6 separate regions of the Homo sapiens genome follow, and all the other regions are linked to region 5. Evidence: chromatin loops called from intact Hi-C (ENCODE). Cell type or tissue: heart left ventricle. All regions are shown on one strand. Links, peaks and the distances in the headings refer to the core of each region. The heading gives the core; the rest is flanking DNA. Region 1 has its middle 99 kb from the start of LINC01972. Region 2 has its middle 92 kb from the start of XXYLT1-AS1. Region 3 has its middle 110 kb from the start of LINC01972. Region 4 holds the start of LOC124909475 (a long non-coding RNA gene). Region 5 holds the start of LOC124909476 (a long non-coding RNA gene). Region 6 overlaps LOC105374292 (a long non-coding RNA gene).

Evidence for each region. Peaks named below come from ENCODE experiments on the same cell type or tissue, not always from the same donor. Only the 100,000 strongest peaks of a DNase experiment are listed, where the experiment ranks them.
Region 1: it touches region 5 in a loop (2.3-fold over the local background); 16 of 110 quality-filtered maps call a loop at or near these places.
Region 2: it touches region 5 in a loop (10-fold over the local background); 59 of 110 quality-filtered maps call a loop at or near these places.
Region 3: a loop joins it to region 5, with 2.2 times the contacts of the local background. A loop is called at or near these places in 16 of 110 quality-filtered maps.
Region 4: it touches region 5 in a loop (4-fold over the local background); 67 of 110 quality-filtered maps call a loop at or near these places.
Region 6: it touches region 5 in a loop (2.1-fold over the local background); 10 of 110 quality-filtered maps call a loop at or near these places.

What each region holds. Positions count from the first base shown.
Region 1 is chr3:194,864,706-194,869,802 of GRCh38, reverse strand. No RefSeq gene overlaps it. Among named protein-coding and RNA genes, the nearest start is that of LINC01972, 99 kb to the right of the region's middle. In heart left ventricle, for the core only: no CTCF peak of the experiment used is centred there; DNase peaks (open chromatin) are centred at 1,943 and 2,309; H3K4me3 peaks cover 473 bases; H3K27ac peaks cover 2,264 bases.
Region 2 is chr3:194,999,558-195,004,654 of GRCh38, reverse strand. No RefSeq gene overlaps it. Among named protein-coding and RNA genes, the nearest start is that of XXYLT1-AS1, 92 kb to the left of the region's middle. In heart left ventricle, for the core only: a CTCF peak has its summit at 2,541 (motif pointing left); DNase peaks (open chromatin) are centred at 1,524 and 2,504; H3K27ac peaks cover 237 bases.
Region 3 is chr3:194,877,888-194,882,984 of GRCh38, reverse strand. No RefSeq gene overlaps it. Among named protein-coding and RNA genes, the nearest start is that of LINC01972, 110 kb to the right of the region's middle. RefSeq lists an enhancer at 2,085-2,585. In heart left ventricle, for the core only: no CTCF peak of the experiment used is centred there; DNase peaks (open chromatin) are centred at 2,183 and 2,834; H3K27ac peaks cover 3,323 bases.
Region 4 is chr3:195,258,036-195,263,132 of GRCh38, reverse strand. The region is part of intron 1 of XXYLT1 (xyloside xylosyltransferase 1); the gene reads left to right. It overlaps LOC124909475 (a long non-coding RNA gene), which reads right to left and starts at 2,786. Exons shown (of 2, transcript XR_007096225.1): 1 at 1,484-2,786; 2 at 1-149. RefSeq lists a silencer at 2,598-3,537. In heart left ventricle, for the core only: a CTCF peak has its summit at 2,917 (motif pointing right); DNase peaks (open chromatin) are centred at 2,382 and 3,202; H3K4me3 peaks cover 1,964 bases; H3K27ac peaks cover 2,545 bases.
Region 5 is chr3:195,103,734-195,108,830 of GRCh38, reverse strand. All of the region lies in intron 3 of XXYLT1 (xyloside xylosyltransferase 1), which reads left to right. LOC124909476 (a long non-coding RNA gene) reads left to right here and starts at 2,288. Exons shown (of 2, transcript XR_007096226.1): 1 at 2,288-5,097. RefSeq lists a silencer at 2,231-2,400 and an enhancer at 4,994-5,097. In heart left ventricle, for the core only: a CTCF peak has its summit at 2,227; a DNase peak (open chromatin) is centred at 2,270; H3K4me3 peaks cover 260 bases.
Region 6 is chr3:194,782,615-194,787,711 of GRCh38, reverse strand. The region is part of intron 3 of LOC105374292 (a long non-coding RNA gene); the gene reads right to left. Among named protein-coding and RNA genes, the nearest start is that of LINC01972, 16 kb to the right of the region's middle. RefSeq lists an enhancer at 3,880-5,079. In heart left ventricle, for the core only: a CTCF peak has its summit at 2,347; no DNase peak of the experiment used is centred there; H3K27ac peaks cover 1,076 bases.

The sequences.
Region 1 (5,097 bases), core at 710-4,709, 240 kb after region 5:
TAATTTTGAATAGTAATATAGTCATATATTTATATTTTATAAAAATATGAAAGCTCCCAAAGGGTGAGACACACAGTGAAAGGTCTCTCTCACTCCACCCCATCCCCTGCTAGCCGGTTCCCTCCTCTGGGGGAGCCATTGTCACCAGAGTCTTGCAGAGTCTTCCAGAGCTGTTCCATAAGCAAACCTGCAAATAAGCTAAAATATCCTCCCGCTTCCAAACACACAACTTTTGAAAACACAAATGTGATATATACTATACAGACGGTTCCTCGACTCATTTTCACTGTTGGTGTGTCTTGGAGCTTCTGTCCTCGTCTCAGCAACACTGGACTTAGATGGGCATCCTGACTTCTTGAAATGCTCCTTTCTGGAGCCACCCCCTCCTTGCTTTCCTTTCACCCTATCAGTTGCTCCTCTGTAGGACCCTGGGCTGATACCCCCTCCCCTCCCCTCCCCTCCTCTCCCTTCCCCTCCCCTCCTCTCCCTTCCCCTCCCCTCCCCTTTCCTTCCCCTCCCTCAGTGTTGGCAAGCCCTGGGCTTACCTTGCTTTCTCCTCACCTCTCCCTGTACTCTTTCTCGCATATCAGGAGGTCACAGCCATCTCCACTCACTGACTCAAACCAGACCTACACACTCCCCCATCTTCATTCTGTCCTGAGTCCTGGGGCTTCTCGCCCCACGGGGGCCATTTGACTCAACTGCCTTCTTCTCCCCATCTCCAGCGCCAGCACCACGACCCACTGGGGTCCTGCAATAGGCTTCTGGCTGGTCTCACATCCATTCTTAACCTGCACACCACCTCGCAAGTCCATCTTTGCCAGCAGCCACGTGATCATCTCAACCCCTCGGTGGCCGCCCCCTGCCTGTAGGATAAATCCAGACTCCCTTCCCGGCTTCCCAGCCCTGCAGGACGCACCTCCTACCTCTCCCTCCAGCCTCACCTGAAGCCATTCTCCCCTTGTGTCACTGGCCTCTCAGTGTCCCGAGTTCACCGAGCTCTGCTCCCTGCACCTGGCAAGACTTCCCCTGGTTAGCTGCTCTTCCTTTGAGGCTCAGCTTAAGTGTGTCACCTTTTGGTGAGACCACCTTCCTGACTCTCCTGTTATTTTCCATCTCAGTCTATGGTTTGTTTTCCTCATGACACTATGGCTGAGATTGTGGTTATGTGACAGAGTGTTTGCGGTTTGACTCTACCCTTCATATAAACTCCATGACGGCGAGGACCATGTCCATCTCAGTTGCCATTGTATCCCTAGAGCCCAGCACCCTGCCGGACACATAGTAGGTCTTTCAATAAAGGTCCATTGAATGAATAAGCAAATCTCCATTTTACAGATGGAGGACCTGAGGGTGACAGTGGTCGAATCACTTACCCAAGGTCACACGGCAAGTAGAGCCAAGACTTGACACCAGGCAGCCTGATTCTAGAGATGGAGTTTATATGAGATAAGTTGCAAGAGAGGGATGAATTGTTATTGTGTACATTTGAACTTTCCCTACCTACAGAGAAGGAACAGAATCCCATGCTCTTATTACAGTAGGAACCAGACCTCTCTGAAGACTTATCGTCCCTCTTAGTGCGTCTGATCTAAAGACCAAGGAACTGGGATGTTACCCTTGGAGTAATTTGGTGCCTGCTTAAACCTTCTGCATCTGCGATGAATAAGAGAGACTTTTTCAGGATTGTTGGTTAGGAGGCAAAAAGTTCAATTTGTCTTGCAGAAATGTTGAGCCTTTTAAATGTTCAGCTCCTTCCTTCTCACTGGATAAAGTTCACCCTTTATTAAACAGTGTGACTACAATAGGGAGCCCTTGAAGGTAAGGGAGCAGGGGCTGGGAAAACTGGGGCTGCACTTTACAGCAGTCCCTTCAGCTACAACTACAGGAAGGGGTGACTTGTTGCCGCCATGTCTCTGGCGGGGGTGGGGGGTGGCAGACCAGGGAGGCATTTCTCTCCAGCCCAGCTGACGGGAAGCGCATTGTGTGCTAGGAAGCACGTGTTCTTCCTTCCTTTCTTCCTTGTGCTTGTGTAGAGAATTTTCATAACTTATCCTCTTTCCATTAAGATCCCAGAAGTGGGAGGGGACCCAGTAGTGTGGAGGAGGTAGGGGAAGATAGCGGTTCCTACACCCTTTTTGGTTTCCTTTGAAAACTTTGAAATACGAAATACACACAGTAAGCCACACCTCTAATAAATGTCCTGGATTAGATTATTGCTGAGCAAATGTTTACATGGGGAGGAGCTTGAGAGGCGCGTATTTCCCCACTCCACTGATGTCGGGCTTGGTCCTGCGACTTGCCTTGGCCACTGGAATGTGGCAGCAGTCAGAGGACACTAGCTCCAAGCTGAGACCCGAAGAAGCCTGTGTGTTTCCATTTCCCTATCTTGGGCTCCTGCCTTTCACCCTTTGAGACCATGCCTTGGATGGCTGCCAGTTAAAGGAGATTGAGACATGTGGAGAAGCCTGCCCTCAACACAGCCAAGCCCAACTTTGAACAACTGAACACAAACCAGTCGGCAAGAAATAAATGCTTATTGTCTGCCACTGGGTTTGGGGATGGTTTGGTATGGCAACAGCTAATTGATACAGTAAGTGTACAGCTCAGTAAATTGTCATAAACAAATGCACCTTTGCAGCCAGCACATAGCTCACACAGAGCATCAGCAGCACCTGAGGAGACCAACCTCCCTGTACCCTGTTCCAGTTGCTACACCCTCCCTAGGTAAGCACTGACCTGACTTCTGATAGAAGAGTTCTGTCCCTTTTCCTGCTTCAAATAAAGGAAACATACAGAATATCCTCATTTGTGTTTCTTCCACTCAACATCACAGTTGTAAGATTTGTCCTGATACTATTGCTCATAGTTGTAGTTCATATATTCTCATCGCTATCGTGTTAATACACCGCAATTCATTTTCCCATCAATGGTATAGTAACACAATAGCAATGAGAATATATGAGCTACAACTGGGAATGGGAAATAGAATGGGAAAATTTCCCGTTCTATTCTATGTCAGTGGGCATTTGAGTTGTTTTTTTTTCAGACATCATAAATAGCATTGCTATAATGTTCTAGTATGTCTTTTGGTGAATATATATATATATATATATATATATATATATATATATATATACACACACACACATACATACATATTTCTGTTGAGTTTACACTAGGAGTGACATTTTACAAAGGTATATATACGTGTGTGTGTGTATACCTGTATATATACAGAGTCTTGGTTGCTTCACATCATCCTCACCAATACTCACGATTTCCTATCTTTTTTGATGTAGTCATTCTGACGGGTGTGTAGTGTGATTGCGTTGTGGTCTGTGATTTGCATTTCCCTGATGACTGATAAACTTAAGCAATTCTCCATATGTTTATTGGCACTTTGGATACTTCCTTTGTGAAGTATCTGATCAAGTCTTTTGTCCACTTTTTGAACCTGGTTTTCTGTCTTTTTCTTATTGATTTGCAGAAGTTATTTATATATTCTTGGTATGAGTCCTGTATGTATTATAAATATCTTCTTCCACTCTGTGGGTTGCCTTTCTCTGTTCTCAGTAGTATCTTTTGATGAACAGAAGTTCTTCAGGGCAATATAATCCAATTTATCAATATTATGGTTAGGGACTTTCTTGTCTTGAGTAAAGAATCATTATCTACTCCAAGATATTCACCTATTTTTCTATGTTTTGCTCTAAAAATGTTTTTGATCTGTGACTCAATTGGGATTAATTTATTTGTGAGCTGTGAGACAGGGGTTAAAATACATTATTTTTCTATGATTAGCAAGTTGACCCAGAGACCATTTAATGGAAAAGGCCACTCTTTTCCCCACAGCACTGCAGTGTCCCTGTTTTGTATTTGGAATTGACAAAAATGGTTTTGAGAACATGCTTTCAGGCTAGAGTGACGAGATTCACACACCAGCTTTCACAGCACAGCTATGGATTTGGAGTAAGTTCCTTCCTACTTCTGAGTCTCAGTTCCTTCATCTGTACTTGAGAGTAATAAAACTTGCCTTTTCAGAGTTTTTAAAACATCAAATGAGAAATTGTATGCAAAGTACTTAGTACAGTGCCTGTGAATGAATGCTGTAAATGTCTGCTATTATTATTACCATGACCACTGCGATGTTCCTGATGTTAGCAGACCTGAAGTCAAATGGGATTTTCCTGATCTGGGGAACAATGTGTGGTCTGTGCTTAATTCTGCTTCCACGTCAGACAGATGGACCACTTCAAGCTGGTTGTGATCTTCCCCTCTGTCCCCTAGCTATCCTCAGGTACTTTCACTGTAGGACCCTTACAATTTCCAGCCTTTGTTTTCCTGGCCTTTATACGATGTCAACAACCTCCTCAAATATTTACCACTTTTTCCCCAACTCACTACAGCTCTACTTTTGAAGCCATAGTCCCAGCTTCCCTCATGAGCTGGCATTACTGAACATACTTTCCTGGTTTGTTTGTAATACCCAGCCAAGCTGTCGGCCTGTCCAGCAGGGAACCAGAGGATGCTTTTTTAGGACAACATCCTGTCTTTGTGAAATTGTTCTGTAGAGCAACAGCTGAGAAAGAAGCCTGCTTGGCCAACGTCTTTGGCAGTGAAGTTTCAGCTCAATGTGAAACATAGATAAAATAAACACCAGACATTTCACACATCAACCTGGTTAGACATATGTGATCTTGATGATTTAGAATGTCATTTGCCAGTCCCATCAGCAAGGTGAGTTCATGTTCCCGCTGAAGCTGGAGCAACTGGATTAGAAATAAGTTCCCCGAGGTTTGGCTTCTGTCTATGGAAATGCCAATGGCTTATTTGTGTTTTCAGAGGGCTGCAGATGTTACTATTTGTGATCTTCAAGAGCAAGTGAAATGTCTTTCAGGAAGATGGAGCTAGAATGGTCTGATCCCCTACGCCCTGCACGTGAGACCTTGTTAAAGCCGGGGCCGGCCTCCCTGGCACAGCGCTCATTTATTCAGTCTCCACTCATACATGAGGCGTGTGCTGTACAGGGGACACAAAGACAGGTGTTCTCCCCTTCACCATCCTTTCATTTAGACTGTAACACTTAACTCCCAG
Region 2 (5,097 bases), core at 544-4,543, 100 kb after region 5:
CCCAGGTTTAGGACCTGCAAACTGAGCTGGGTGCCAGACTCCCAGACTGGACAGTCTCCAGCCAGCTAGTGATCAGATTTTATTCTTTCACTTATGATCATTTCACATCCATTGAACCCTTTCCTTGTGCCAGGCCCTGTAGCAATGCATTATACGATCTCATTTAATCCTCAGGGCACCCTTCGAAGGTTCTTTTGTGATCCTCAGTTTAGAAATGAGGAAACGGACACGGGGAGAGGGTCAGTCACTTGCCCGAGATCACACAGCATGTACACAATGGGACTGGGATCTGAACTCAGATTCTCATTTTGAACAATCATGCTCCTCGCCTTTGCTCAGAATCATCTGAAAATAGGGAACGTTTGCTTTAGGAAAGTAAGATTAGGGGAGGTGGACATGAACGGGGTACACAGGTCTGTCCCAAACACTCTGATCGTGGCATCATTCAACTCCCTGATATCCTCCCCTTCCCTCCTCTTCTACCTCCTCTCATGCTTTTTCGTGTCACAGTCATCCCTTCCAACCAGGCTAGTCCTGACCCCCTGCCTCTAGCGAGGGCAGGGAGAAGGCTATCTGCAGACCGTCACTTTTATCTCTCCATCAACACTCGGTCTTCCCTTCCAGATTTGGTGCTATGTTCACAGCCTTCAAGAAGCCTGCACAGGTTCATGTCACTCATGTATTCATCCAATACCTGATGAGCACCTATTTTGCGCCAGGGACCATTCCAAACCCTGGGATGCACACAGGAATGAGCTGCGTGACCTACCCTTAAAAAGCTCACAGTCTAGCTGGGGAGAAGGGGAGTGGAACAGAGTAGGAGAGACCAGGTGGTCCTGCAACAGCAGCTCTCAAGCTGAAGGACCACCTGGGGATCTGATTGAAAGCTCTGGGGTGGGGCCCAATGTCCTGCCATTCCAACAAGCTGCTGGGTGCTGCTGCGGGGGCTGGGGACCACTCTATGTGTACCAGGAGCCCTGAGTATTCCAGCTGCTACCACACAAATGAATGCCTGGTGCTGGGACGAGGGGAGCTCAGATAGGGAATAGGGGTTTGGGAAGGAGCTGAGTGAGGCCTGAGCCAAGTCCTGACCTAAGTGGAGGGGAAGTGATCTCGGTTGCCTTTTGGAAATGAAATGCATTCAAAACCTCACCAAGGGACCTGGGCTGGCTCTGTTTCCATCCCAGAATGCATACTCTATTTCTTCTGCGTTGACTTGCTTTGAACAAGTCACTTGCTTCTGGGAAATGAGGAGGTTAGGCACAGAAGTTGAGCTGAGGTTCCCTCCGGCTCTAACATTTTTAGGAGGCTGTGGTTCCCACCAAAACCAGCAGATCAACTCCATTTCTTGGCACACTCCTAGAGCCTGTAGACACAAGGGACCTAAGAAATGATGCAATCCGATCTCTTCATTTTGCAAATGAGGAAGCAGAGCCCAAGACGAGGTAATTTTGCAAGATTACATGGTGGGCCTGCGGCCAGACCCAACCCCAGACTCCCAACTGCCAGGCCTCGCTCCTCCCACTGGGGACCCCGTGCTGCACAGTCCCAGGAGGCTCCTTCCCCTTGTATTTCCTCTCCCATGTGAAACCTCTCCCACGGAGTCGTGCACAGGGGTCCTGCCTTCCGTGGTCCCAGACTGTCATTCAGAGTGAGACACATAACTTGCCTGGGAGGAATTAACTAAGCTCTTCCATGAAGAGCTAGCTGCCAACCATCAAAAGAAAGTATTCCCAGCCTGCCAGATTCTCATGGAGGGAAATTACAAGTCTTAGTAATGATCATCACAGGGAGCTCGGAGTAAACACAAAGTCTGTCTCTTTTTTAATCTCAAGTGATTGATGTGAGCAGTACAGCTTCCCTGGTGCTTTAAGGATAACAAAGAACAAATGGAACTTGGTGTGCCGAGTGCATTCGTGGAGGGTGGCATGTCACTGGGTGTTGATCAGATGCAGATGTGGTACTCACACCCACATGAACACAAGGGCTCACACAAAACGCTCACGTGTATAGCTCACGCATGTACACATGCACAACTGCACCTACCCACATTCATTCCTCAGTACTCAGGAGTGATCAGGGGCAAGGCTGTATTTAGCAGAAGGTTCTGGGCACAGTGTGTGCACAACAAATGCCCATTTGGAACTCTGAAAAGCAAACCAATGCACCCTGTAAGCTGAAACTGTATCCCTTTGAAAAACAAACCCCACCTCTCCCCCAGAGGATTAACTGGGTTTACCTCATCCACTGTTTTAATTAATATAGGATACAGCTGGCAGATGGAAGGCTGACGCTTGAGTTGCATGAATGCAGAATTTCAAATATGTCAACAAGGTTTAATGGGCATTGTGATCAGAATGCTTTGGTTAAATAAACAGGTGCAGCAAGAAATGCCAATAAGCACACAGTGTGTCAGGTGTTCACCTACGGGGAGGCAACCTCCCTCCCCCTCCTGCCCTTGGCCACTGTCCAGGCCAGCCCAGCTGTGACAAAGGGATTAGAAGTCCTGCCCCAGCTCGCCCAGCCAGCAAGCCCACCACCTGCTGGCTGTCTGAGGCATCCTCTCCCCTGATGCAGCCACACCACACCCCTCCTTACTGCAAGTGAATTCTGCAGACATTAGCAAAACTTGTGGGAATGTGGCAGGAGGGCTGGGACTTGTGAGCTGGGGCTCTTGCCCTCAAGAAGCCCCCAGTCAAGCCGAGAAGACAGGTCTAAGCCCAAGAAACCAAATTCTTCTTGTGGGCTGAAGGCTTCTCTGTACTTCATCCTGCATGTTCACTGAGTCAGCCATGCCCAGCAGAAATAAGAGTTGTGTCAATGGATGTGACATTGGCCAAGTGCTCTGGGAGGGAGGGAGATTTCATCTGCTGGAAAAATGGGGAAGGCTTAACTTTGGTGGTCTTTGGGTTGGACCTTGGAGGATGGGAGGAAGTCAAAAGAGAAACTTGGGAGGGGAGAGAGGCAAAGGGAACTCAGAGGTTGGAAGATGTCTGCACAAAGGCAAATCAATGGTTTGACTCAGGGGTCAGGGCTTGACATTGGGAGGGAGGGGGAGGATAGAGAAGCATCCCTGTTGAAGCCAGAGGAGAAGGTGGTGTGGATCACACAGAGACCTGAACAGCCTGTAGAGGAATTTCAGCCTTACTCTGTGGGGCAATTGGGAGCTAAGAAAGGCAGCTTTACACAGACCAAGGCCGGCTAGTCTTGAGTCTGCGGTTGTCACTGAGTAGCAGGGATTGTGGCAGCATGGAGGCGCAGGGTTAGGTGGCAGGAGCATGCCCACATCACACTCATGCCCCTTTATATTGACTAACACTAAATTCGCACTGTGATGGAGATGGCCCACTGGCCCAGGTGGCCGTTTGGCAGATCCGTTTCTTTTCCTCTGCCTCTATTGAAATGTACATGAACGTGATTGAGGATAACTGCTCCGAATCAGCACTGTCTGGCTCAAGAATATGTCTGGGGAACCCCAGGAGCCCTTAGCCCCTCGGTTTGAGAAATACTGTCCTAGCTACTCTGCTATTCCCCTCGGCTTACAAAGACCACCAGAGAACTCCAGATCTATATCGCAGCTTTTTGGTCCAGGTCAAACTGATTTCACCACACTGCTTTTGCAGTTATGTCACTGGCCACGTTGAGGGGCCTTATAAAGAGGTTAATGTGTTCCCTGAAAAGATTCTGTTGAGAATGTGCTCTAACATGCCAGCATTCCTTCACTTTAAAGACCTAAGTGAGAAATGCCTCAGGCCCTAGAACCAAGAAGAGTTGATGCTTTCCTGAAAACTGGTCTTTTCTTACCATTATCTTGGTCTCAAAACTGATCACATTTTCCTCTCTGCATTGGCTGGTAGGAAGCTCAGAAGCAAAAATATGGCTCACCTTTAACAAAGTGCATAGGACCTTACCATGCAGCTTAGAGGCTAATTTTATTTTAGTGTCCTCACTTTACTCTTCTTTCCCATCCAATTTCTTTGCATAAGTCTTTACAATCCTATGCCAAATTTATTTTTGTGAGCCACCAAGAATCATATGAAGTGGGGCATAACAAAATCAAAATTAATCAGGACTCATGGGCATTAAACTGGAAGAAATTTTAGAGAGAATCTAGTCTAACTCCTTAAATTACAGACAATGCAATTAAGACTTTGAGAGGAGTAGCGTGTCAGGCTGCCTCAGTGAGCCTGGGGTTTTGGGGAGAGCCTGGATTTCCACCTGGGTACCCTGATCTCACCTTTCCTTTCTGGTGTGCCTCCAAACCAAAAAATCTAGAAGACTTTTCTAACTCTTGCATGCAGTCTCATGAAACCATCTCTGTTTGAAATAATCAACCCATCCTGTCACTCTAGCTTCCTCTAAGGGATTCTCCTTGCATCACCAGCCAGGTTAACATACCCCTATGCTCTCTAGCCAAAGCCGGGGGAAGGCACCATCTTCTGCACTGCAGTGGGCAGGACCCGGACATTGAAAAAACATCCTGTTTTATGTAAGATCGTTCTGATGTGTACTCTAGACCTTGAAGTGAGCTGGTTGTCAGTGGTGATTAAAACTCAATGCAGAGGATGCTCTATTTTACCATCCAGAGGAAGGGCGGGGGACAGGTATTTTATAATAAACCTTGAGAGAGAGATTGCGAGAGAGATGGGGATGACAGCTTTTCTCCTGTGTTGACTCCCAGGCAGCAGTGAACCAGCCCCTCTGCCTCATTTGGAAACTGTAAACACCCAGCGGCATTATCAGAAATTCACCAGGGATGAGATGTCTAGTGAAGAAGTAGTTGGGTGGAGGGGACAGTCAGTGATTTTTTTCTCTTTTTTCCCCACAGCACTCTTTTTAAAAACATGACATGGGCTCTGCTGAATGAGCTAGCTCACAGCCAGCCTTTGGTGGGGGTCTTCTGGGGCTCTGGGGTAAGTGTGTCCAGCCCAGCCCCTTGGTGGGTGAGTGGGCCTAGGCTCGTGTCTGGGGTTCCAGCTCTGGGCAGCCTTGCTGCGCTCAGCTCTTCCTCCATACTCAGAGCTGTGCATAGAGGGCTGGGAGGGTTTGGGGAATGTGGGGATTCTGGGCGGTGCTGGAAAGCACGCCTCTGCCTCC
Region 3 (5,097 bases), core at 704-4,703, 230 kb after region 5:
CTTGTGCACTTTGCTGGCTAATGGAAATCAGTGATGACTCCTGGAAAGGAAGGGCTGCGTGCCAATTCCCGTTTTTGCACATTTTTATCGCTGTGGGTGAGGTAAGTCCAGCCATGGGTGGAGAAGGCCAGGTAGTGCTCAGCTCTTTATTTATTTAGTAAATATTTTTGGAGCACCTGCTTTATGCCAAAGACTATGCAAGCCACTGAGGAGCAAATGATGAGTGAGACAACCTTGGTCCTTACCTAATGAAGTTTACAGCTGACCACACTAAAATACCTTTTGGGAGGCTTCCTAGTTTTATTTCTGGACTTCACTGGAGTTGGCTTTCACAGATAGCCAGGCCCATCAGAGAGCCTCGTCTGAAAGTTCAGGCGACTTGAAAGTATGGACAGCTATGAAATGGAGCCAGCTTGGCTGGTCTTGCACCCCTCCTACTCCCCAGGCTGTTTCTCCATGAAGACACAGCTTAGTGTACAGAATTGGTTCTAGAAAGTCTGTGGAGATGATCTTGTGTTCTCTCCCTGGCACTCCCACCTAGAGTTACCAGATTTAACAAATAAAAATACAGGACGTCCAGTTAAATGTGAATTTCAGAAAAACAATGAATAAATTTTTTTAGCGTAAGTATGTTCCACGCAATACTTGGAAGACAATGACATTCAACTTGACTGGGTGTCCGTATTTTATCTGGCAACCACTATCACCCACATTCCTAACCCATCCAGTTGCCCTGTGCCCATCGTACTGCTCAGTCCTGCCCTGAGGCAGCGCCTTCCCCAGAGCAGGAATGCAGAATCAACCTGCTCCCTTCCAAAATACCCCTCTCATGAGGACTGTACTAAATTTGAAGTCTACTCTAAGCTAGCTGTCCCCAGGTAAGAAATTCAATTCAGCCGCCTTAAGTGAGCTCTGACTCCAAGCAAGGAAAGATACATGTTGAGGAGGACACAGAGATGAGTGAGACACAGTTGCTACCCTAAGAACCTGGAGGCTAGCATGGCAAGGGGGGTAAGCGATTCAAATAGTTGTAATAGAAGACAGAAAATGACAAATGACTTAGGTTCCAAGGGAATGCAGGGAGGACAAGAACACAGTTATTAAGTACTTTGGCGGTGGGAGTCTTGAGAGTTTCCTGGAGGAGATGGCCTTCACAAGCGACTAGACTCATGACAAACCTGTGAAACATATACCTCAACATCCCCACAACCCTAGCACACATCCCTGAGAAGTCATGTCACAGCTTGGATGTGGTCATCACAAAGCTCCCGGCAGTGCCCACAAATCAATCCCAGTCGGCACCCCAGATGAAGCCCGCACCATCCTTGACCTAGAAGGGTGCCTCATGCTGCAAAAGGGGCATTTCAGAAAGGGCGTGCCAGTTGGGGCAATCAAAACCACCCCAAATCAGGAGAAAGGCCTGTGTGTTTGGAGAGCCCCAAGGAGTCTTGGGTAGCCAGAGGCAGGGGCTCCACACTGGTTGTGTAGCTGGAAGAGTGCCCTGAGGTACATCTAGGATGGAGCAATGGAGAGTCCAGGAACCCAGGGAGCTTGCAGTTCCATTGGAAAGCCAGGCTGGGGACACCTGCTCTCCCTGGAGGTGGGCCTCCCTGCCCACGGGCCTGCCTGGGTGCCGCTTCTGTTTCTGACACTCCATGGACACTGGCTGTGCTGCTTGAGGGAATGCCAATCACATTCTCAGTAAATATTTAGCCATATGAGGTTTGTGAACAGATAACATTTCAGAGTCTGCTTTGTGCTTGTACGGCCTTTAATAAAGGAGAAGAAAGGCTTCTCATTCATTGCTTCCTCGTTAACATGAGTGAGCATTTTCCAGCCGGGCAAACATTTACTGCAGCAGTAGTGGGGCCCAGCCCTGATAATGCCCTCAAGGTGGCCAGAGAAGAAAGCCAAAGGCTCTGACTGACTGTATGCCAAGGAGGAAGTAGCAAAGCAAATGCTCCTCAGGGGTCTCAGGCACTCAGTATTGGAGGGATTCTTTGGTCTGTGGTGGGACCCTGGGGATGATCCTGCACACTACGCACATTGTCCCCAGACCATCCCAGCACTGAGGTCTCTGGAGACAGAAGAGCCGCCAGCTGGTTAATTAATGCTCCCCCGGCAAGCTGGGCAGACAGGCTCCAGCTGCCTCCAAGCTGGTCTATTAGCAGGTCTAGGCTCCCTGTGCCGGGCGCAGCATGGAGCTGTCAGGGAATGTCTTTGAGAAATTAAAGTGGCATTGCTAAGTGGGTACACATAACAGGAGTGAGCCAGCCTGCCTCTCTCTCCTCCTTCTGCCTGACAGTGTCCCCACTCTGATGCCCAATGCATGAGAGTGTGTTTGTCCAGAAACGTAATTAAAGCTGGCTGCCAGATGGGACCAGTGTGTGCCAAGTTTCAGGCCAGGCAGGGGCAGGCCCCTGAGCCCCTCCTGGGTCCATTGCCCTGGTGGAATCTTGCTCTTGGATGCCCCTGGACCCCAGAAGAAAAGTAGAAAAGACAGCACTGGTGAGGCCAGGCCAGAGCTTTAGGAGTCCATCCTGTTCCAACTGGCAGGAACTCTGCCCAGTGGGCTTAGCCCTCTCCTGGCCTGAGTGCCGTCCCCTTTCCTGAGTCCTCCTTGCCTTGATTCTGATCACCCTGTATGTTTTCACCTGCCTTGAGCCTCCATTACTAGGTTTTAGAGGTCTGGACTGTGATTGACATGACCCTGTTTTCACGAAACACTGGGGCCCCATGGGAAGGGCCCAACACGGGCATCCTCTCTTCTCCTCCTCCCTCCCACCAGAAGGGCTGAGCTGGAAACCACAGGAAGGGGCCGGGCTGGTTTGGCTGCTGAGGCTGAGCGTTGGAGCTGGGGAAATCAGGAAACCCAGGCCCGATTCCAGCATGAGTTGGAAAGATCCCCAGCAGCCAGGGCATTTGATAAATAAGACTCTGAAAACCTGTGATGGCAAAGGATTTTTAGACGTTCATTAAACTTTAAAACCTTTGTTTTGAAACACAGTCCTCCCCATGAGGGGCAATGTGTTTTAAAATTAATCTTTATAAATATAATGCATGCTCATGGGCAGAAATCAAAATAATGCAGAAGACTGTGAAATGAAAATAAAGGTGTCTGTGACCCTCCCACTCATTGGAGGTCAACCGTCAACAGCATCAGGGCAATTGGGCTTCAAAGAAACAAAGTCAGAATTGAAACTACAAAATTCAACTAGACTCTGAGTGGTACGTTTGGGATGGAAAAGGGAAGTGTGTGTGCGCGCGTGTGCGTGTGTGTGTGTGTGTGTGTGTGTGTGCACGCGCATGGATGTGTGTAAGCACAAGCCATGTTTACTAACGCAGGCCCTGCCCCCAACTGCCAGGTTTCAGATTCTAGCTCCTCTATTCATAACTGTGTTGCAAGTTAGGCAGTTTGCTCAACTTTTTGATTCCTCTCTTTTTGTCATCTGTAAATTGTGAATAATAATAGTACCTACCTACACAATTGTGCAGATCACAGTATTTTTTAGCTCATGAAACATTGGTGAACCTGCGAAAGGCTTATCAGTCTGTCCGTGCATGCCTATCAACCCCACCTCTTTCTAAAACCAACAGGAATTACAGTAACCCCTCACATGTATGTACCACTATATAGTTTAAAATGACCTCACTTCCCTGGCAGGCAGCTGTGTTATCTCCTTAAGAGGTGAAGATATGGAGACATAGTGACTTGTCCCAGGTCCCATGGCTACAGAAGGCAAATCTGGGTCTAAAACACAAGTGGTGTCCTTTTCTGTGCTCCCAGGGAACCTCAGAGCTCTGTCTGGGCAGTGCACGCTGGGGCAGGTGGCAGCTGGGCAGAGAAAGAGCTCCTGCAGTTTCCTTGTCTTCTTCCCCTTATGATTTTGGTGTGGCCATTGGGACACAGCAATCAGGTCTCTTGACCCCAGCTTAGGGGCAAAAACACACAAATTAATTAATGTATTTATTGTTAGAGACAGGGTCTTGCTCTGTAACCCATGCTGGAATGCAGTGGCGTGATCACAGCTCACTGCAGCCTCAAAATCCTGGGCTCAAGTGATCCTCTTGCCTCAGTCTCCCAAGTGGCTGGGACTGCAGGTGTGAGCCACCTGGCTAATTTTTAAAATTGTATTTTTAAAGACAAGGTCTCACTACATTGCCCAGGCTGGTCTCAAACTCCTGACCACTAGCGATCCTTCTGCCTTGGCCTCCTAAAGCGCTGGGATTACAGGTGTGAGCCACCGTGCTCAGTCAAAAACACCTTTATTAAAGATTCTGTCTTCTTTCCTTCTCTCTTCCTTATTGAGCTTGTATGGTCTTAATCAGTTTCATTGGTCGACCTTTTTTACTTTTAAAAAGTGATTGTTTTTGCTGATTAAAAAAGTAATACCTGAATACTGTTGAAAATACAGATAAGCAAACAGAAAATAAAAATAAATGTCAGAGTAGAAGTGTTTTCTGCCTTCCTGGAGTTGTTTCTGAGGTTCCCACCATGACCAGCGGCACTCAACAATAGTGCAGAATCTTCAGCTGGGGGTCCCCATCAGCCCCTTCCAGCTTCTGCCTACAACCTGATACCATAAGAAACTTTCCAAGATTCACAGGATTCATGATTACAATGACTTCGATCTGCAAATGGCGAATACAATTGGACAACAGCATGACTTAATAGTTTTTTAAGCTGCTTTTTAATTTAAAAATCCAGGTGAGAACTCTACCCTTCACGTGAAATTTGATGAAGTTTTTGGAAAAATTCATTTGGTCAGTGCACTTGAAAATGCCTCACTGCATCCGTTCTAATTCTCTTGGATATTATTATCAGTGGGCTGTTTTTATCGAGACAGCAAACTTACTTGTTGAAATTAGTTTCAACAGACTGTTCTGTGCGTCACAGACTCAAAGACCAGGAGGGAGAGAGCGGTATGTAAGCCCCAGTTACAATGCTGGACATTGAGCGTCGTGATAAATATGTGTACTGAGCGTGGTGGGAGTGCCCAGAACAGGACACCGATTTCACCCAGGTGCGGGGGGAAGGAAGTTCTGACGAAGCTTTACTGAGGAACTGGACACTGAGCTGGACCTTGAATGAACATT
Region 4 (5,097 bases), core at 699-4,698, 150 kb before region 5:
AGAAGCCTGGATGTGAAGACCTTGACCTTGATGCTGGCTGTCTCATTGATGAAGCTAATGACAAACAGGTGACCCTGGAAATGCAATGGATTTTCCAGCTTGTCACAGCAGCAGGCACCTTGCACCTGAATGAAACTTTTGATGATGGTCTGGAAAAGAGGTGATCAAAGAAACATGTCCTGAAGGGAGAGGCTCTTTGAAAAGATAGGCCGACATTTTATATGGCAGTGTTTAGAGAACAGTGCATATTTTATCAAATGCATTTAACAGTGGCATTCTTTTAAATTGTAATATACTCATGAAAACAGCTGTAGTAGTTTGTGTACCAATGTATGTTTCTTATGGAAAACTTTATGATCACAGATCTAAGGGGAATAACTTTGTATAGTATTGTATCAAATACAATAAACTCTGGAGAAGCCCGCAAGTATGTGTTGAAATGATAAGGCAGAGCCTTGGGGTCATGATATAGATGAAATACACTGATCGACGGGGATTTATAAAATCTGTGGGGGCCTCAATGCACGGATTAACTGCTCCAGCTTTGGGTATCAGTCATTCCTCATGACTTCCTGACTGTTCCTTGTTCCTGTAGGCCATATTTTAAAAAGATAGATAATTACTTTTTTTTTGCAACAAAAATTGAAATATAATTCATGTACCATAAAGCTCACTCATTTAATGTATACAATCCAGTGGTTTTTAGTGTATTCCCAAGGTTGTACAGCTATGACCACTGATTCTAGAACACTTGTCACCTCAGAAACCCTGTATCCATTAGCATCACCCTCCGTCCTCCTGTCTCCCCTGCCCCTAGAGACTACAAATCAGCTTGCTCTCTGTATAAATGTGTCTCTTCTGAGTATTCACTACAAGTGGGCTCAGCTAATATGTGGTCTTTTGTGTCTGGCTTCTTTTAGCCTAGTGTTTTTAGGGTTCATGTTGTAGCATGCATTAATGCTTCACCCTTTTTTATGGTTGGATACTATTCCATCGTATGGATAAACCACATCATCCATTCATCAGTTGATGGACATTTGGGTTGTTTCCGCTTTGAGGCTATTATGAATAATGCTGCTGTGAACATTTACTTAGAAGTTTTTGTGTGGACATATGTTGTCACATCACTGGGGTATAACCTAGCAGTGGAATGGTTAACTCTGTTTAACCTTTTGAGGAACTGCCAAACTCAGTAGCTATACCATTTTACATTCCCACCAGCAGTGTATGGAGGTCCTGATTTCTCCACATCCTCACCAGCACTTGTAATCATCCATCTTTTCAATTACAGCTATTCTAGTGGGTGTGAAGTGATATCTCATTTTAGTTTTGGTCTGCATTTCCCTAATGACAAATAATGAGACGATTACATGTTGCTAAGGACAACTACATACATGTATTTGGTATTTTTTAATATATTTACCGAAATGCATTTTCTTAAAAAAACCCCAAAAAACAGTTACCTTGACTTTCCCCTCCTTACCCTGTAAGGTGTTACAACATCGCTAGAAATGGGCATATTCCGAGGACATGGTTTGGACATTTCTGACGTGTACACTGATGTGCCTGAAGTCAGCAAGGGGATGTTTACCAGTATGAAGTCTTGATGAGGAGAATAATAGTAGCAACATTTGTTCCCCTCCCCTCCCCTTTTTCTTTTCTTTTCTTTAATTTCCTTTTTCTTTTCTTTTTAAGATGGAGTCTTGCTGTGTCCCCCAGGCCAGAGTGCAGTGGTGTGTTCTCAGCTTACTGCAACCTCCATGTCCCATGTCCCGGGTTCAAGCGATTCTCCTGCCTCAGCTCCCGAGTAGCTGGGATTACACAGGCGTGCGCCACCGTGCCCGGCTAATTCTTGTATTTTTAGTAGAGACAGGGTTTCACCATGTTGGCCAGGCTGGGCTCGAACTCCTGACCTCAGGTGATCCGCCCGCCTCCGCCTCCCAAAATGCTGGGATTACAGGCGTGAGCCACCGCGCCCGGCCTGTTCAGGCCTTTAGAATGTATAAAAGTGCAGACGCCTCACTTGAGCGTGGCTGAGGCTGGGGAAAGAGGTGTGGCATCCCTGAGGCTGAGAGCAGGTGGCTTACGGAGCTCCCAGAGCAGCAGGAGGCACTTCAGGACCCCGCTAGCAGCTCTGCCAAGGGGCTGTGGGTGTGGGGATGAGGGCAGGGCTGTAGCCCACCTGACAATCTGTCATCCGCCTGCCGATGACACCCCCAATAAATCCATTCAATATGAACCAAAACTGCGCTTTCTGGGAGTGCAGCTTCCCTCTCATCTGCTTCAGGGAGCGCTGCAGGTTCGCCAAACATCGGAACAGGAAGGAAGCTCTGGGCGTAGTGTCCCCCGTCCAGCTGATACCCTGGGCCAGAAAGGGGCAGTGACTAAGTGCCACAGCGAGCTGCCTTTAGAAGCAGCCAGGCACCTCCTCTGCTGTTTGAGGGAGGTGATAGCAGCAGCCCCGTCTTTTTCGGAGGGGTCGGTTGAGAGGTAGCCCACCCTAATACCCACAGCGAAGGTGGCAGGGCCTGTCGTCTTCACCTATCCTAGGGGGCTTCGCCTCCTTGTCTCCTCCTGGATGTGCCTCGCCCGGGACGGGAGGATGCAGTCCGACCTCCGGGAGGCAGAATCCGCGCGGTGTCCGGGGCTGGCTTTCCAGGTGCCCCGTGCCCGAGGCTGCCCAGGGGGGTCAGTGTTGCGGGAGCCGGATGGGGGCTCCGGTGCAGGCACAGGTTTTGTCCTGTGCTCCGGGATGTGCGCTGCGGGCTCCGCGGCTGCGGTCAGCACGGGGCCCCCCGTCTGGAGAGGAGGGGCCGCGGGCGTCGGGCGTTGGGCGGGGCTGGCCCCTCCTCCGCGGCGCGGTCCCTCCCCCGCCCGGGGCCGACACACGGGCCGAGTGCAGTGCCCCGCGCGGCCGCCTGGGGGCGCCGCTGCACCGCGTCTGCGCGCCCGACCCCCGGCCGGCGAGGTGCGCGCGGCTGCAGCCCCCAAGCCTGAGGCTCCCGCGGGGTGTTTTTTTTCCTCCTCTAGCCCCGCCCGCCCTTGTGGTTTCGAAAGCACTGAACTGAAAGGCAGTCGGCGGGGCTGCGGCGGGCGGTCATTTCCTTCCTGGGCCGCCGGTAAACCGGCTTTGATGAGCCCTTTGGACAAGGCGGGGCCGAGCCGCTGGGACGGGCGATGCGGCAGCACGGTCGGAGGGAGGCTGCGTGGGAGGCCCGTCGCTCCTGCCTGGTCCTCCCCGGGGCCCCAGCCACATCCTTTCCAGTCCGCCCGGTCCCCGTCACACCCGGCGGGCCTCCGCAGCCAGTGTGGGAAACGTGTCTGTTGGAGCCGCGTGGTGGGGGTGGCCCCTCGGTATCCTGGCGCCGGTGGGGAATTTGGCAAAAGACCCGAGGCCGCCAGAGGCCGGCTCCGGGGGCCGCCCTGGTGCTGGGTCTGTCCCTGGCGCTGGCCTGGAGCCCGGCGTCCTTAATTGCGGGAGGGACTCGGATGCCACCTTACAGGCCTGTCGCACGCGACTGTCCTCGCGGTGAGATGAGGGCTTCCCAGGCCTGTACCTGGGGCGGGAGGCCTCTCCCTGGGAGGAGGAGCCCGGCCGCCTGCTTGCTGGAAGGGCCGCCTGGCAGGGCCCGAAGGCCTCCCTGCTGCCCTTCCTCACAGCCTTCCCATCCAGGGCTCTTATCTTTCGCCCTGGGACCACTCACACCGTCGTGTGGGTTGTGGAAGACAAGTCAAGATGACCAGGGCCTTACCCGCAAGCCACAGGGACCTTGACTTCACGGCTCTGACTCTGAGAGGCCACTCTAACTACTTGCCTGTTCTGAGCAGTGGAGCTAGGCCTCATCAGCTGACAGAAAGCCTGCTGTTAAGTTAATGTGTTTTAAATTAAGGCCATTGGTTTTATTTATTAGGGCGATGACTGTTAAGCAGCCCCGATTAAGCCATCCTCTGCTGGTGGGACTAGTCTCCCAGAGGCTGGCCCCTGCGGCCCTGCTCAGGCAGGCCTGGGGATAGCACAGCTGTGCTGCCGGGATAACAGATGAAATGAGACAGCTCACAGCCTGGCACATGGCAGGTGCTTGGTCAACGGTGGCTGCTAATAATGGTACCGGAATAGGTGTGTTGGGAACTGACACCCTGCTGTTGTCACTCTAGAAAGCGCATACCTGTTTATTCACCATGCTGATACCGTTGATTCAGTTGGAGGGCAGTGCAGCTAGCTTGCAAAACAGCTTTCTGGCCAGGTTTATTTCCGGTGTCCCCGTGTTCTTGCAAGTCTTCAATTCTCCAAACTACGGTGTTTTTTCCTTCTCTGACACTCCTCCCTCCCCTACCTCTTGGCAATATATTGTTTGCCTCTCTCTGAAAGCACAGGATGCCTTAGCCTTATTTGATGTTCAGGGGCATCCACACTTTCTCTTTCCTGCTGGAAGGAAGAGGCTCATCTTCATCACGTCCCTTCCCCAGGGGCCCTAGCCCTACCTGGCCCTGGACAGAGGCTCTGCAGTGCTAGCCGGCCTGTGCTCTGGAGTGGGAGCTGCTGCTTGTCAGGATGATGAAGCCTTTGTAGTCTTGTGTAGATGACAGAGTCGCCTCTATGAACGTTCCTTAGTTTCTCGAAGGTTCCAATTCAAATTTGTTTATAGTAAATGGTGCACAATTATACAATTTCTGGTCAAATTTTGATGTTTTGTTTCCCTCTTACTGGTTTTTGATTTGTTTTCTTGGTCTGATTGCACACAGTAACTGTTTATAGTCATTTTTGGGCATCAGCCAAGTGTAAGCTGTAAATGACTTAAAAAGGCCGGGCCTCTGGGGAGACGCTCATGGATCCACATAGCCCCACATACTCCCAGAGCCTGCTCCTATGCCTGGCTGCCACACTATCCCCCTGAGTGGGGTCTCTAGCCTCACCCTCTGTGGCTGTTGCCTCACTGAAGGCTGTGAGGTGGCCCTGCTTTTGCCAGAGCATCACAGCAGCCCAGGATGTGACCTCTGTGTGACCGCTCAGGTGGCCAGGCTCCCTGAGTCCTGGTCAGCGTGGGATTCTGCAGGGGCTTCATAGGCTCAGCAGGTGGATTTGTCAGTCTGAAAAAC
Region 5 (5,097 bases), core at 708-4,707:
TTATAGTCACATGCTGCGTAACATTTTGGTCAATATATGATGGTGGTCCCGTCCGATTATAATACCATATTATTACTGTACCTTTTCTATGTTTGGATATGTTTAGATAGACAGATACCATTGTGTTACAGGCATCTACAGTATTCAGTATAGTAACATGCCATGCAGGTTTGTAGCCTAGGAGCAGCAGACTGTACCATACAGCCCAGGTGTGTGGTGGGCAATACCATCTAGGTTTGTGGAAGTCACTCTGTGTGTTCACACAAAGACGAAATCACCTAACAATGCATTTCTCAGAGCAAACTCTGTTGTTAAGCGATGCGTGACTGTATATGTGTGTTGTTTTTTCTTTACGATTTGTAAAGTTTTCCAGATTTTTTACTCCAAATGTGTATTTTACAGACAGGAAATCAATTTTCTAAAAAACTAGGAAGATGCTACTAAGTCTCAAATAAAACAAGAGTTAGCAGTTTGATAAGAGTCAAAGGCTCTTGAGAAAGTTCCCAGTTACGCCGCTGGTTCATAGGATTTCTGCATGTTTTTATCAGTATGGTGGTTTGCGTTTCTAATTAATGTTTATGCCTAGCTGGTTGTAACATGCAGTTATGTTTAGTAAAGAAAAACAAGAATGGATGGAAGAATATATGAACATTGCAGGCCAGGCCCAGAACTGGGACTTGCAGCTCAGGTGACCCAGGGTTGCCTCTGCAGGTCACCTAGGTCTCTCTGTAAGATGAAAGGCCAGACCCCCCTATGGGGAGTGGTGGGAGATGCATACAGCTAGAGGGAGGTTTCCAGCCACTTCTCATCTGACACGGTTCAACTGCATGAGAGCCGAATGGCATCAGAGTTGTGTTGGCCAGATAAAATGGGTTGTGTTGTGTGTAGGGACCCTCCTCAGCACTGGCCAGCAGCTGACTGGAAGAAGGGCCCCACTGTGCGGAGGCCTGGGCGGGTGATGCCTCCACGTGGGAGTCTCCATTTTCCTCATTTAAGAAAGGAGGTGGTGTCTCTACCAAGTTGGCCTCATGAGGCCATGAGGATTCCGAACACTGAGGGGCTGGATCCCCGCCAGAAGCGCAGGGAGGACGGGGTCACAGTGCGGAGAATACTGACTGTTCTTGCTAGGTTTGCCCCCCTGGCACTTGTGGCTCTCCTCCCCTTCCTCCTCCCCCTCCTCCTCCTCCTCCTCCTCCCCCTCCTCCTCCCCCTCCTCCTCCCCTTCCTCCTCCCCCTCCTCCTCCCCCTCCTCCTCCCCCTCCTCCTCTCCCCCTCTTCCCCCTCCTCCTCCCCCTCCTCCTCCTTCCTCCTCCTTCTTCTTCTTCCTCCTCCTTTCTTCCTTTTTTTTTTTTTTTTGAGACGGAGTTTTGCTCTTGTTGCCCAGGCTGAAGTGCAGTGGCATGATCTTGGCTTACTGCAAGCTCCACCTCCTGGGTTCAAGCGATTCTCCTCCCTCAGCCTCCTGAGTAGCTGGGATTACAGGTGCCCGCCACCATGCCCGGCTAATTTTTGTATTTTTAGTAGAGGCGAGGTTTCGCCATCTTGGTCAGGCTGGTCTCGAACTCCCGACCTCAGGTGATCCGCCCGCCTCGGCCTCCAAAAGTGCTGGGATTCCAGGCGTGAGCCACCGCACCCGGCCACCTCTCTTCTTTTTGAAGGGCGTCTGGACTCAGCTTTTCGTCTTGCTGAAAATGTGAAGCTGTAAATGAAAGTCGTTCTGGGCAAAACAAAACGAGAGCTCTCCATTCCACCAGGCAAAGGGCAGGTGCCTGTGTGTGTTTGGGATTTATTTTTATTTTCTAATCCCATTGCCAACAGAAAAAGATTCTGTGGAGCCTCTGATTGTATTACCATCCGGGAGCCGTTTATCTGTCGTCTGTGGGATGCTTGGCCCGATGTCCAGGGCTCCAAGTGTCTACTCTCCTCCCCCCGTCACCCCCACCTCTAGGGGGTGTTTTGGAGAATTTGGCCTTGGCCTAGGAGGGTAAGTGCCCAGGGTTCCATTCTGTCTCAGGGTCTTAGGACGGAAGCCAGACAGCTTGATGGTCCTGAGGCAGACAGAGGTGGCAGCTGAAGACAGTGGTGAAAGAAGTGTGGAAGAGGACTTGGCTCCTGATGACCTGATGGGTGGCCAGCCCCCCACCCCAGCTTCTTTGCTGGGGGCGCCCCAGGCCCCTCCCGCTCTGCGGCCCTCCCTGCCGCGGCGTGCCTGCAGTTCCGCGCCTCGCCGGCAGGGGTCTCGCCTGTGTCGCGGCCGGATCTGCACGCGGGTCTAAGAACTCAGGGCCCTCCCACCGCAGCCCCGAATCACCGAGCCCTGGAAGGTTCCAGCGAGCCCGGCGTAGACACCGCCGTGAGGCCCGGGAGAAGGGAAGGGGCAAGTCCAGTGAGAGAGGGTGTGTGCGGGGCCGTGCTGGGGCCAGAACCTTTCAGGGGGTTGGGGGTGAGGGTTAGGTGGGAGTGCGGAGCAAGAGCATCTCTCCATCAAAAACACAACAAGAGCATCTCTCCATCAAAAACACAACAAGAGCATCTCTCCGTCAAAAACACAGCAAGAGCATCTCTCCATCAAAAACGACACAGCACAGCAAGAGCGCCTCTCCGTCGAGAACACTAGTGAATGACAGAATGGCAGTGTATTGAGCTTCCACAAAGAGGTTTTATTGTTTTTTTCAGAGTGATCATATGAAGTAACTTTATTGATTGGTAACTTTATTAATCATAACAAATTGGGCACTTTTGGATAAAGAGACCACGTTTAATTTAAAGTATTCTTTTTCCATAAGAAGCAATACCTATGGTGTTCAAGTCAATAGTTAAATGCTACGCGCCGGTGAAATGCTGCCGACATTAATCAGAAGTAAATAATACAGGAAAGGGGAAGGCTTTAGTCTTACTAAGAAGTGATGATATGAGAGTAAGGGAAGGTGGGGAATAAGAAGTATGCCATGGAATGCTGGTGACAGCTGGAAACGTCACCAGGAAAGGAGAGAGGGAAGCGCAGGGAGGCCAGGAATAATACCATGGTTTCCTCACAGTTTCACCGACGGTGGGAAAATGACCTGGGGGGCTCTGCCATGGTGTAGGTCTGGCTCAGGGATCCCTTGGCCCCCGCTGATAGTTGAAACAGGTCTCCAAATCACTGCTCGGTGGCCCCGTGAGTGGACGCGGAGGCGCAGACTTGGCTGCAGCATTCAGGGATGGACTCTGTTGTTAAACGACAATTTCCTGTTATGTCATTTTCTCCACCATCTGACACACTTTCAACACTCACATACCTTTGAACAGAAGTTTAAATAAAAGTCTGTTGACTTTGCACTTGAGTCCTGCTGTGGACTTCACGTGGCCCTTTGCCTTTGGGCGTAAGTCAGACGAGATGATGATACGGTGTGTAGATATGTCTGTTTCTCTTAAACTTTGGTGAATATCCTGGGGACAGCTGTACTCTCCAGTCACAGGATCAAAGCTTACTGCATCTTCCTGAAGAGTCAGTTTTACTCAAAGATTTAGTAGAGGGAAAATTCGTCTGTTAAAACATATGCTTATATATTATAGAGTTTTAATTTTTCATAAACCATTTAGATAAGACACACTTTGACACACTTGGTTGTGTCCCAGGTCCCCTTGACATTCACCTCTTTCCTATCCATGGGGTCAGCATATTTTGTGGTTTTATCATTCTTGTGATAGTATTTGACCATTATGAACTGGAGGTGTGAAACACTAGTGAGCAGTTGGTTATATGGATGAAATACAAACCAGCCAGTGGTTTCCAAATGCGGCGCAGCCACACCACTATCCCCAGGGCACCTCAAAAGACAGGCTCTCAGGCCTTGTCCCAGGCATCCCAATACTGTTGGTCTCCAAAGCTGCGTTTTGACCATGTACCCAAAGTGATTCTGGCTTGTAGCTAGACTTGCGAATCAAAGAACCAAATGGTTTATTCTAACTGTAGACACTGGGAAAGGGACTGCAAACTGATATTCCACAGACCAGACAGAAGAGGGTTTTTGGTGTGGGGTTTTTTTTGTTTGTTTTTGTTTTTGCCTGTAGCATTTTGTTGTTGTTGTTACTTTGTATTAGTTGCCAACATTTAAAATCAAGGTATTCCGTAGCTTTCCTTTAAAACTCAGAAGTCAGGATGATACTAGGCCTGCCTTTTCTCCAGAACCCCTGGCCTCAGCTGAACAGCAGCAGCCTCTCTCAGGTGGTCGTGCCACGCTGTCTGGATCTCCCGGGTCCCCGCCTCGTCCCCACTGCCTTGCTCTCTGGGAGCTTGAGGTTGTGATCCCCTGCTCAGTGAACACATGGTCGTGTGAGCAGCTGAATCTCACATACCCTTTCCCAGCAGGCAGCATGAGTCCACTGCTGCCCCACCCCCTCCCCGCAAGGGAACTGCTCACCTGGGCACTGCTGCCTGGGAAGTGAAGTATTGTAGAAAGAAGAACTTAAGCTGAGGAATGATTGGGACTCAGAACCATCTCCTCTGCTTGCTACTTCTTGTCTTTGAACCACTTCTTCATACTTCTGTTTCTGTTCCTAGAGCCTCGTTTTCCTCTCATGGCATCTGCCCTCTCATAAAATACACACACACACACACACACACACACACACACACACACACACACACACGGAGCCCTCATCACCGTCATCACCGTCACAGTGGGTGTGTGCTCCCAAAGGGCTTCTACTCATCAGTAGATTTCATGGGCCCGACCTCCCATTTTCCTTTCCCCATTGCTCCCATTCTAAACTGTGGGTCCATCTGTATGTAATGTCTAAAAAGGCGCCCAAACACCAGTTGGAAATAGTTGTTATAGGAAAATGTATTCAGAATTCCAAACAACAGACTTAAAGTGATGAACTTCTAGTGCGTCAAACCTTTCTCCCCTCGTTGGAGAGGCCACAGGGTTAGGCAGGAGCATAGGGACTCTCAGCCTGTGCTGGCCTTTCTCAGTAATCAGAAGCATATGACCCCAGCTAGTATTTTCAGCTAGTTATGCCAGGGACTGTCTTTTATTCCATGAGGTCAAAGGACACACTTGGAATTGGTCACCTGACAAGATTGCATTGTTTCTCTAATTTTTTTTTCCCTAG
Region 6 (5,097 bases), core at 582-4,581, 320 kb after region 5:
AAGGGCTTGGGGTTATGATTTAATTCTCACCACAGTCCTGTGAGATGACATTGCTGCCTCCATTTTACAGGTGAGGAAACAGCACAGAGAATATCCAGTGCCAGGTGAGATCATAGAAAAAATAGATTTTCCTAGAGGTTGTTCAAATTCTTTGCACTGTCCCACTCCCTGTCACTCCTGGTATCTTCCATCCACTTCACCTTCCCTTCCTTTTAAGGAAGTGCCCTGAAGTCTCCCCTTTCAAATTCCAATTCCTAATTTTGGTTATCTCAATTCATTCTTGAGAAGAAAACATTCAGAATGAATTAATCCTCAGGAAGAGCAGAGAGACTGCTAGCCTCTTGTCTCCCTGGGGCTTTGCAGAGAGGAGGTGCTTTCAACCTGAAGCGCCTCCAATTTTGGAATCGGGGCCATGGGACTGTGCAACCTGGAGCTGTGACTAGGGCAGCATCTCTGTGCCACTCCTCCCCACCCTCACCCCATCCCCACCTCCCATCTTAACATCCTGTGAGACCCCCAAGCCATAACCCAGAGGTCAATCATCATCACCCCTCCCTCTCCATTCCCACAGGTCCAATCCAGGACCAGTTCTGGCAGGGTACACCTGTCAGACTCTTCCAGAAGCTGCAGCCCTGCCCTAGGACCACCATGCCTCCCTAGGATTGCCCCACAACCTTCCCAAGGCCACCTCATACTGTTTACACCTCACAAGCACCTACTCCCTCTGCCCTCTTGCTTGCAGTACTGGTCACTCTCTGACCCTGCCCAGGCCCCCAGGCCCCCACCCTCTCTACTGCCGCCCCTCTGCCTGGCCTTTCACCTTGGAATTAATTCAACCGCAATCTCCTCCACTAGACTGCAGCCTTCATAAGAGCAGGAGACACAGCTGTCTTATTACCATTATATCCCCAGGGCCTAGCACAGCATCTGGCATATAGAAAGGGCTTAATAAACATTTGTTGGGTAGACAAATGAATGACTGAGTAACTGAATGAATGAGTTAGTAGTATTATGGCACAGTCTTTTAACATCTTGTACTTTTTGCCCCCTGCTTCTTTTTTTTTTTTTTTTTTTTGAGATGGAGTTTTGCTCTGTTGCCAGGCTGGAGTGCAATGGTGCCATCTCGGTTCACTGCAACCTCCGTCTCCCGGGTTCAAGCGATTCTCCTGCCTCAGCCTCCTGAGTAGCTGGGACTACAGTCATGCGCTACCATGTCTAGCTAATTTTTGTATTTTTAGTAGAGATGGGGTTTCACCATGTTGGCCAGGCTGGTCTCGATCTCTTGACCTTGTGATCCGCCCACGTCGGCCTCCCAAAGTGTTAGGATTACAGGCGTGAGCCATGGCGCCTGGCCTTGCCCCCTGCTTCTTTAACCCCAGTGAGCTTCTCCAGGGCCTTCAAGGATCGAGGCAGGGGCTGGCTGTGTGGCTTGGCCTGCTCTCCACCATGGGCCAGGTTCAGCCAACTGTCACTCCATCAGTTTCCCTATCTAACCCTTAGAATGCCCCATCAGCCTTCTACTCTCTTCCTTCCCTCTGCTCTCTGGTGAGGAGAAACAGTTTAATACATCCCCCTTCCTTGAATACAACTCTCCCCGCCCGACCCCTTCCTCAACACTGAGCCTCACCTCACACCCACATCTGCATGGCCCTGCCCAAATTTCCTGGGGCCACACTGGATTCTATTTATCTTCCTTCCTCGGGTCTGACCCTCATTGAGGCAGCTATGAGCTGTAATCTAAGGGATTAAGCATGTGGCTGAGAACTTTGGTAGCCAATGCCCTTGATCTATGTCTCCCTAATGGGCTGCTTCCCCAGAATGGCAGGTAATAAAAGTGCTTTTCATTGTTGTTCTCCAACACTTGGTATTTTCTCAGTTCTCTGCTACAGAGTCCAACTGCAATTGATTAAAACTTTAGACACACATAACAAGGTAATGTTCATGTTTATAGGAAGACTAAAGTGCTGAGATCAATATTGTTGTGCTAGGACCTAATCTCTGGACCTGCGTGTCCAGCCCATGGCTCTGTGGGACAGTCAGCACCCTGGTCACAGGCCCTCCTGAAGACACGCACCTCACAAATCTGAGTCTTGGGCTAAGGCCAGGATTATGTGTCCTATTTTCTGACAAAGACATAGGCGTGGTCACAGGCAGCAGAGCTTTGCAACCCTTAAACAACACAAAAAAACTTCTGCAATTTTCCTCCAAAGGAAAGGGAAACGATAAGAACACAAACAGTTGCTTCTCAAAACAGCCCTTAGTTATCTCAGTGAATTGGAAGTCATTGGTGTCAACATCATCAAAAAGCAGGCACTGAGTGCTCTTGGCAAATACTGCCCCCAAAAGACTCTCTCTAGGGGAATTTATGGAGCAAAGAAGGAACACCAATGTGTTAGGTTTTGCATACTTTTGACTTGTTCTAATTTTTACAATAAGAAGCGTGTTTTGTTTCTATAATTAAAAACAAATCATTTCCCTCTAAATGCTTTCCCCTTGAGGCATAGAATCAATGAACTGCAGGATCTCAAGGAGCCATAGAGCCCTCGGAGATCATCTAGCCCAACTCTCTCTTTGACAGAGGAGGAACCTGGGCTCACAAAAAAAAAAAAAAAAAAAAGGGACTCGTCCAAGATCACACAGCTCAAGGTCACACACCAGACAGAGGACTTTGGAATCCATTTTCCAGACACATTCATTTATGAAACTAATTGTTCCACAGCTAGTCCAATTGGAGCATGGGCTGCTACAGAAAGTGTGGCCTAAAATTTCCCCAAGAAAAAAGAAAGAAGCAATTACTGGTGTGCTAAAAAACTGAGTCTGACCATCCTGAACAGCGGCTTGTAAAAGCTCAATAACTGAGTGGGAAAATGCTGAGCCTCCTGGGATGAAAAAGCAATCTCTGCCTATGTGTCTACCGGTATTCCTATATTCCATCATCTGTGTATTGGGAGAGAGAAAAAAAGCATTTGAGTAAAAGAAACGGTATCACATGAACGAGGGTGGGGAAGGGTGGGAAGGGTGGGGGGTGGGCAGGTCAGGCAATTCTATGGCTTCTCCTTTCTCCAGCTCCAGGGAGAAAAGTCCAAGTTGCAAGAAGACAAGAGAGTGTGAAAGGAGACAGGCCCCCGGAGGCCCCTTGGAAACTGTGGAAGGAAGACACATGGCAACTCAAAGGGCTGGAGCATGATCTTCCCCTACAAGCCAGAGTAAATGAGGGAGACGAGGGAGTCCCTCTGGGGAGGTAAAGCACACACGTAATCACTCATGAGAAAGGCTGCATGAGCTCCATGAAGCCTGGACAACATCCCACTAATTTTTCCTATTGTTTGCTGGTGTCTAATGCTGGCTCCCCAAAAATCACCAAAGCAACCTGTTGATAAGAAACAACTGTATTTATTCTTACCTCAGCAAGGGAGAGTGCTACTTCCACTGAGTCTTAGGGGTGTCCAGGAAGGAGTCAGACAAAGTCAAGGAATGTATTGTATCGGGATTTTGAAGTCTGCTTGAAGGTGAGTCTTTAAATTGGGTGAGTTCCGGGTTAGCTTATCTGGGATTTTCTTGGGTTCCCCTTCCTGGTCCAAGATGGCACCCACGGCTGCAGGTGACATTCCCTCATACAAACGCACTCAGATATAGGAAAAAGCAAGTATTTGGTATTTTTTTTTATGAATGAAGGAAACATTCCCAGATGTCCTCCCAGGCTCCCCTTTCCATCTCATTGGCTAGGGTGAAGTCATATTCCCACGCCTCAGCCAATCACTCCAAAAAGAAAGGAATTCGCATAATTGGCCTAAACTCCTGAGGTAGATTCCAACTCTGATTCCATTTCTAAATTTCCAAGGTTCTTTCCAGTTCGAGAATCCTAAGTTTTGTAAGTAGCCACTCCTTTTTCAAAAAGCTGCTTTTCTGACTTATTTATAGCCCAGTTTTCCTATCCCACTCCCTGCCTTTGAGGCTGCAGTTTGCCCCTGGTGACACGTTTACCATGTGAACACTGCGAACACAGTCCCGATGAGCTGGGTACAGGCCCAGACAGTAAGGGCAGGCAGCTAATTGCAGTTTTACCCTCTCCCTCAGCTTCCCTACAAAAAAGAAATAAAAGGATGTTGGGAAGCAAAGTCTGAGCTGAGAAAATGTTGACTGCAGAGAGTATACTGTTTTGGATTCTCTATGAACCCCAGATCAGCATATACTTGATGGGCTGATCTCTCCAATCTGTCTAGGACTTCTGCAATAACCCGAAATAACCAGAGTTATCCTAAACTAACCCAAGCCAGCAGCCTAAAACCAAATCTGCCTTAGTGCCCAGGCCCTGGATGCCAGCACTTAGAGAAAGGGCAGTCTGGGCCTCTGGCTTTCACTGTGTATGACAGAGCCCTGCCTCCCAGTAAGACGCACACAGTGAGGATTCTCACAACGTAGGAGAGCACAGGTCAGATTCCGGGCAAGCAAACAATCAAAGGCAAATGTCCACCATGTGGTTTCAGAGGCTCTAGCTCTCCCCTCCCAGGCACCACCCTTCACCCTCTGCCCACTCACTCTCAGCACCACTCCCTGTGTTCTCAGACTGAGAAATGTATCCACATGACACACTAGCAACCCACTTTCATCAAGCAGCAAGCACGGAAGGAGGAAGGCAGAACTCTTGGTTGGCCATAATTTCTCATCCACAGAATGAAGAGGAAGAACGGAGCATCTGAGCACACTACATGACAAATGTGGAAGCTGGAAAACCAGCGTGGCTGGCTGCACGGAGGGGGCGTGAGGACTGGCATCAAGTAGATTTGCCCTGTTGCCGATGGCATACTGCCAAGGGGTGTTGGGTTGGAGGGCATCCATCCTGCGCCCAGTCACTGAAGCCCTGAGTGTTCCAGACCCAAGCTAGGGGCAAGGCAGGTGACAGAGAAGACAAACAGTGTGATCTGCTCTCAGACACGTCCCTGGAGCCCTGCTGGGGAGGTACGGCACACACGCAATCACTCATGAGAAAGGCTGCATGGGCTCCATGAAGGCTGGACAACAGCCCACTGAATCATTACTGGTTCTCCAGCCCCTAAAATAAAATTTAATCTTCATTGATTTCTTACTAGGAGCCCA